Regions from separate parts of the Homo sapiens genome. Here all the other regions are linked to region 3. A link is an interaction called in ENCODE POLR2A ChIA-PET data of the cell type or tissue named here. Cell type or tissue: GM12878. All regions are shown on one strand.

Evidence for each region. ChIA-PET counts read pairs that join two places held together with the same protein. Peaks named below come from ENCODE experiments on the same cell type or tissue, not always from the same donor. Only the 100,000 strongest peaks of a DNase experiment are listed, where the experiment ranks them.
Region 1: POLR2A ChIA-PET joins it to region 3 with 6 read pairs; 2 of 35 experiments call an interaction of 5 or more read pairs at or near these places.
Region 2: POLR2A ChIA-PET joins it to region 3 with 5 read pairs; 2 of 35 experiments call an interaction of 5 or more read pairs at or near these places.

Annotation. Positions count from the first base shown.
Region 1 is chr2:227,777,568-227,780,067 of GRCh38, reverse strand. It overlaps the pseudogene SNRPGP8. Among named protein-coding and RNA genes, the nearest start is that of SCYGR8, 33 kb to the right of the region's middle. In GM12878, no CTCF peak of the experiment used is centred here; no DNase peak of the experiment used is centred here.
Region 2 is chr2:228,615,696-228,618,195 of GRCh38, reverse strand. No RefSeq gene overlaps it. Among named protein-coding and RNA genes, the nearest start is that of LINC01807, 5.6 kb to the right of the region's middle. In GM12878, no CTCF peak of the experiment used is centred here; no DNase peak of the experiment used is centred here.
Region 3 is chr2:227,459,228-227,461,727 of GRCh38, reverse strand. No RefSeq gene overlaps it. Among named protein-coding and RNA genes, the nearest start is that of MIR5703, 12 kb to the left of the region's middle. RefSeq lists an enhancer at 1,320-1,409. In GM12878, no CTCF peak of the experiment used is centred here; a DNase peak (open chromatin) is centred at 1,486; H3K27ac peaks cover 1,738 bases.

The DNA.
Region 1 (2,500 bases), 320 kb before region 3:
TGCTTTCTTCCAGGAGTGTGAAAATGCTCTAAAATTAGATTGTGGTGATAGCTGCACGACCCTGTGAATATAATAAAAGACATTGAATTGTATACCTTACATGGCATGTGAACTCATCTTGATAAAGCTATTTTAAAAAAGGTTACTGAAGGCTGAGTACGGTGGCTCACACCTGGAATCCCAGCACTTTGGGAGGCTGAGGAAGGTGGATCACCTGAGGTCAGGAGTTCGAGACCAGACTGGCCAACATGGCGAAACCCCGTCTCTACTAAAAATACAAAAATTAGCTGGGGGTGGTGGCAGGCACCTGTAATCCCAGCTACCCAGGAGGCTGAAGCAGGAGAATGGCTTGAACCCGGGAGGCAAAGGGTGCAGTGAGCCGAGATCACACCACTGCACTCCAGCCTGGATGTTTACTGAAGCTCTGTCCCTCCTCAAAAAATAAAATAAAATAAAAATAAAAAGGTTACTGGGTAGTTCCCCCACACCCAGCTTGCTAAGAGAGAGGTGCATCGGGCCTCCATCCCTGGGGCAAGGAGAGCCCTTCCTTTTTTTTTTTTTTTGAGACAGAGTCTCGCTCTGTCATCCAGGCTGAAGTGCAATGGCACGATCTCAGCTCACTGCAATCTCCACCTCCCGGGTACAAGCGATTCTTGTTCTTCAGCCTCCCAAGTCTCTGGGATTACAGGCTTGCACTACCATGCCCGGCTAATTTTTTGTATTTTTAGTAGAGACAGGGTTTTGCCATGTTGGCCAGGCTGGTCTTGAACTCCTGAGCTCAAGTGATCCACCCACTTCGGCCTCCAAAAGTGCTGGGATTACAGTCATGAGCCACCGCACCCAGCCTAGAGCCCTTTTTTCCTTCCTGCAATCCATCTTCTCTTTTCCTTCTGGTGGCAAAACTCCCTTGTGGAAAGCACACTTTTTTCTGCCACCTACTTCTCTCTTGACACACGTACAGCACCTCAGTTACTTCTAAGAAGAAAATGGCTTCTCAAAATGGGATTCTCTGATCTCCCTGAGTCTTTTAGCCCCGGTTTTGAAGAAATTGATACCCCCTTTTTGCCAAATTGCCAAAACTCTGAATGGGGGAAAAACAGCCCCCTTTTGGCTCTTCACTTGTTAACACTTAACTTTGCTCAAATAAAGTGATTTGCGCCAGGTGTGATGGCTCACACCTGTAATCCCAACACTTTGGGAGGCTGAGGCAGGAGGATTGCTTGAGGTTAGGAGTTTGAGGCCAGCATGGGCAACATAGGGAGACCCCCATCTCCTAAGAAGAAAGAAAGAGATTCCGTTCCAAGGCATCTGTGAGCCTGTGGAGTAGACACCATGAGCAAAGCTCACCCTCTCAAGTTGAAAAAACTTATGGACAAGAAGTTATCATTGAAGTTAAATGGTGGCAGACATGTTCAAGGAATATTGCAGAGATTTGAGCCCTTTATGAATCTTGTGATAGATGGATGCATGTAGATGGCAACTAGTGGGCAACAGAACAATATTGGAAAGGTGGTAATACAAGGAAAGAGTATCATCATGTTAGAAGCCTTGGCCGGGCGTGGTGGCTCATGCCTGTAATCCCAGCACTTTGGGAGGCCAAGGCAGGTAGATAACTGGTGGTCAGGAGTTCTAGACCAGCCTGGCCAACATGGTGAAACCCCGTCTTTACCGATAACACAAAAATTAGGTGGGCGTGGTGGTGGGCGCCTGTAATCCCAGCTACTCAGGAGGCTGAGGCAGGAGAATCGCTTGAACCCAGGAGGCAGAGTTTGCAGTGAGCCAAGATCGTGCCACTGCACTCCAGCCTGGGCAACAGAGTGAAACTCTGTCTCAAAAATAAATAAATAAATAAATAAATAAATAAATAAATAAATAAATAAATAAGTAAATGTTAGAAGCCTTGGAATGAGTATAAACAACGGCTGTTCAGCAGAGAAATCCACGTCCTCTCTCCAAAGAGCCCATTTTACTATGATGAAAAAATTAGGTCATGTACATTTTCATATTAGACTTTTTGTTAAATAAACTTGTGTAATAGAAAAAAAGAAAAAGAGAGAGAGGGAGGGGAGGGAGGGAGAGAGGGAAAGAAGGAAGGGAGGAAGGAAGACAGGGAGGGAGGGAAGAGAAAAGAAGGAAGGAAGGAAGGAGGGAGGGAAGGAGGGAGGGAAGGAAGGAAGGAAGGAGGGAGGGAAGGAGGGAGGGAAGGAAGGAAGGAAGGAGGGAGGGAAGGAGGGAGGGAAGGAAGGAAGGAAGGAGGGAGGGAAGGAGGGAGGGAAGGAAGGAAGGAGGGAAGGAAGGAAGGAAGGAAGGAAGGAAAGAAAGAAGGTGGAAGGAAGGAAGGAAAGAATGGACAGCCAAGGAATTAGGAAGAGGGCAGAGAGGAATAGATCCTCCCTTCCTCCCTGGGCCGTGCAGCTACAGGTGAGCAGATCCTGAATTTGGCAGGTGCACAGCAGTCGTGAGGGAATCACATGAGAAGCTCTTGGAGCCTCCAGGATGG
Region 2 (2,500 bases), 1.2 Mb before region 3:
TATAATCTGTTTCTAGACACAGTATACTTCTGACACCAAATGTGGTAGGGATTTCTGTAATTCCCACAGCAACCAATTCTCCAACACCAACTGGGCATCCTGCAATTCAATTCTGACACTGTATACCTGGAGTTAATGTCAGGTCCCACAAGTGAAGAGCTCAGCCCCACAAGACTGCTCTCACTTCAGATTGCAATCACAAGGCCAGGGCTTTCCGTACTTCTGACCAACTGGATATCAGTTGAGGGTTCCCAGACCTTTTTTTTAAGTTTGATAATGTCCTAAAATGGCTCACAGAACTCAGAAAAACCGTTTACTATTGCTGGTTTGCTATAGAGAATACAACTCAGAAACAGCCAAATAAGTGAGATGACAGGATAAGGTATGTGGGAAGGGGTGTGGTGCTTCCATGCCCTCTCTGGGTGGACCCCTCTCCCAGCACTTAGATGTCTTCACCAACCCAGACGGTTCCTGAATTCCATCGCTGAGGGCTTGTATGAAGGCTCCATATTATAAGCATGATTCATCAAATCATTGAGCATTGGTGATTTACTCAATCTCCAGTCACTCTCCCCTTCCTGGATGTCAAGGGTAGTGCTGAAAGTTCCAATCCTCTAAACGTGCCTAGGTCTTTCTCATGGCCAGCCCCCATCCTGAAGCTATCTAGGTGTCCTAGCTACCAGTCATCTCATCAGCACACAAAAGACACTCTCATCACTCCAGAGATGCCAAGGGTCTTAGATGCTCTTCTGTCAGGAACCCAGGGAGTAAGACTAAATATTATAACAGATGACGCTTTTATTACCCCTATCACTCAGAAAATGACAAGGATTCAAGGAGCTTTGTGCCAGGAACCTAGGACAAATAACAAATTTATATTTATCATTATATCATGATTTCACATTTGCTGAAGTACTCTCTGAAGGAACCATTTCATGCCTTCTGTCTTGCCCTCTGTCATATCCACCGATGATCATTTCCCCCTAAACTGAAACTATTAACCAAAACATCCCACAACTTCCAGCCCCCTCAAACTACATACATACCCACATTGGAACTCATTATTTCCCCTCTTAGAAGCCTAAAATCCATTATCTATAGAACATAAATCCCAAACATTTTTTTACAACAAAAATCAGAGCACATCACTTCTCTGCTTAAAACACTCCAATCATTTTCCATGCTGTAAAAATAAAATTTGAATATGGATTTTCAAAGTTTGACAAGAGTAAACCTTTGCTTGCCTTTCTGTCCTCCTCTCCCACCACAGTGTCGCTCAACAACTATGTCCCAGCCATGTGGGTTCTGTTTGGTTTCCTTCCACATGACAGGTGCCTTGCCAGCTCAGAAACTTGGAAGCAGCTTTCCACTGTGCCTGGATGGCTCTTCCCCTCCTTGATATGACCGGCTCTGGGCTCTGTTCTTCTATTTTTTTTAGAGATGGAATCTCACTCTGTCGCCCAGGCTGGAGTGCAGTGGCATGATCTTGGTTCACTGCAACCTCTGTCTCCTGGGTTCAAGCAATTCTCTTGTCCCCTGTTCAAGCAATTCTCCTGTCTCTGCCTCCCAAGTAGCTGGAGTTACAGGCACGCACCACCACATCTGGCTAATTTTTGTATTTTTAGTAGAGACAGGTTTCACCATGTTGGCCAGGCTGTTCTCGAACTCCTGACCTCAGGTGATCCATCTGCCTCGGCCTCCCAAAGTTCTGGGATTACAGGCGTGAGCCACCACACCCGGCAGGCTCTGTTCTGTTGTTCAGGTCTCAGCTTAAATTGAACTTCCTCAAATAGGCCCTTCCTAATTACTCACGCTCAAGCAGATTCCTGGCTATTTTTCTTGCTGTATCTTTTACAACTGAATGTTGTAACCAGTGCTGTGTCAAACTATATTGGAACCTGAGCCAAAAGGGAAAATCAGTACTGTGACCCTGTCTTTATTACAGATTTTGATATTTTGTTCATCATGGATTTTTTGCATTAATTTCAATTGTTTTAAAATATTGCATTAACACATTATTTACCTTAATTACCGAGTTTCTTACCATTTCCTTAAATTTTGTGTCCCAGGTAAGTGACTCACTTGCTTTATCTGAGACCTGGCCCTGTTGGTAACCCAGGCTTCTCTTTACTTTTGGACCAGTATGATGATTTTTAATTTGCAGGCCCAGCCTAACCTGTAAGATTGTGGAGAATGCTGTCAAGTATCAGGGGTGACAGGGATGATCGTCCATGACTTAAAACTGTAAGAGATAATAGATGAGACAGGCAGAGGGAGAATAAGATGGGAAAGGTGGGTATCTGGGGTGGGAAGAAGAAGCATCCCTTGCAACCATAGTGGGAGTTGAAACAGACATCTTAATGCATAAGGATTAGGTCATCGGGGAAACTGTGTGAGAGGTAAATCAAAATGGCATTCTCTCCATCTTCAGGGAAGTACAGAAATGACTCCTTGAAGTGGGTGGGCCTCATGTGACACATGGATAGCCACACAGGTTGGT
Region 3 (2,500 bases):
AGCATTCTACAAGTGTTAGCAATCATTGTATTTCCCTCTTTTCCCATCAACAACCTCCTCTACAACCTAGACAGAATAAGCAAGTGTATACATGTATACATTAGCTTCCCATAGTATAATGTATATTATATTTTATATATATATTTTCTTGTTTCATTTTGTTGTTTAATATCCTAAGTAGGGCCAGGCACAGTGGCTCATGCCTGTAATCCCAGCTCTTTGGGAGGCTGAGGTGGGTGGATCACCCAAGACTGGGGGTTCGAGACCAGCCTGACCAACATGGAGAAACCCATCTCTACTAAAAATACAAAATTAGCCAGGCATGGTGGCGCACACTTGTAATCCCAGCTACTCGGGAGGCTGAGGCAGGAGAATTGCTTGAACCCGGGAGGCAGAGTTTGCGGTGAGCCGAGACTGCACCATTGCACTCCAGCCTGGGCAACAGAGTGAAACTCTGTCTCAAAAAAAAAAAAAAAAAAAAAAAAATCCTAAGTAATACATGAATATAATCTCATTTTTAAAAGAAAGCAAAACAAAACAAAACAATGCTGGTATAGTGAGTTGAAGCATCTCCTAAAACTTCACATTCAACCAGAACCTCAGGATGTGACCTTATTTAGAAATAGGACCTTTGAAGATGTGATTCATTGGAGAACTCAAGATGAAATCATTCTGATTTAGAGTGGGCCCTAAATCCAATGACTAGTGTCTCTATGAGAAGAAGAGAGGACACATACAGACATACGGGGAGGAAGGCCATGTGATGATGGAGGCAGAGGTGGGAGTCATGCTGCCACGAGCCGAGGAACACCTAGGACCACCAGAAACTGGAAGAGGCAAGGAAGGATTCTTCCCTAGAGCCTTTGGACCTGCTGATTCCTTGATTCCTCACCTGTAGCATAAAGAATTGTGAGCATAAATCCCTGTTATTTTCAACCACCTAGCTTGTGACAGTTTGTTACAGAAGCCCTGGGAAGCTAACACAGCCAGTAAAGCCAAAAGTTCCCCAGCCCACAGCTCACACTCTCCCATTCACATCGCCTCGTCCAGCAGTCGCAGCACATCGTTACCTTTCCAGACCTTTTTTCTATGCTTTTACATATCCAATACTATGGATTGGATAAGTAATATTTGGAATGCTATTACTATCCAAGTACATAGAATGCTTACTATCTGCCAGACACTGTTCTAAGTGCTGTTCATACATTAAATCACTTTATCCTCATAGGAACTTTATGAAGTAGGTGATAGGATTATTTCTATTTTACAGGTAAAGAAACTGAGGCACAGAAAAATTAAGTTGCTTGCTCAAGCTCCCAGGGGAGATCCAGGATTGGACAGTCTGATTCAGAAACTGTGCTCATAATCACCGTACTATACTTTATCTAGTTGACAATAACCACATTTGATGAATGTGGCAAAACCGCAGAACAGCAACTCAACATTCTGCAGCCTTAGTCGCAGCCAGGCACCGTGGACCACAGCCAGGACGAGGGTGCTGCTGCCGCCGCCCCCAGGAGACCTGGGGAGCGTGGCCTTGTCTCCCATAAGCATTGCTTCTGATTTACAGCCCTTAAAAGGCAGGAAACCCTCTAGAATAATGACTCATTTTTATTACACATGGGCTTTCAGGGAAATTTTAACAACCCCTATTTCTCCTTTTTTATACAGGTTACATTTTTGGTCTATTTTAAACATCTTCAAATCTGATAAATATGGGTCCATTCTCTATAAGATCTAGAAGTTGCCATTTGAAGAGTATTTTGCTGCATCTTCCAGCTGTGAGCATCATACATAGGGTATATGATTGCATGAAAAGATACCTTCTTTTTTTTTTTTTTTTTTTTTTAGATGGAGTCTCACTCTATAACCCAGGCTGGAGTGCAGTGGTGAGATCTCAGCTCATTGTGGTCTCTGCCTCCTGGGTTCAAGCTATCCTCCCACCTCAGCCTCCCGAATAACTGGGATTACAGGCATGCACCACCCCACCCAGCTAATTTTTGTATTTTTAGTAGAGACGGGGTTTCACCCTGTTGGCCAGGCTGGTCTCAAACTCCTGACCTCAAGTGATCCACCCACCTTAGCCTCCCAGAGTGCTGAGATTACAGGTGTGAGCCACGGCCCCAGTGAAAATGGATCTTCACATGCAAAGTTTCAAATGGAAAGAATATTAGAAATCACTTAGATTGGGAGGCCGAGGCGGGCGGATCACGAGGTTAGGAGATTGAGACCATCCTGCCTAACACGGTGAAACCCCGTCTCTACTAAAAATACAAAAAATTAGACAGGTGCGATGGCCGGCGCCTGTAGTCCCAGCTACTCACGAGGCTGAGGCAGGAGAATGGCATGAACCCGGGAGGCAGAGCTTGCAGTGAGCCAAGATCGCGCCACTGCACTCCAGCCTGGGCGACAGAGCGAGACTCCGTCTCAAAAAAAGAAAAAAACAGAAAAGAAAAGAAAAAGAAATCACTTAGACCAATGACTCAACAGGTTTAGAGTT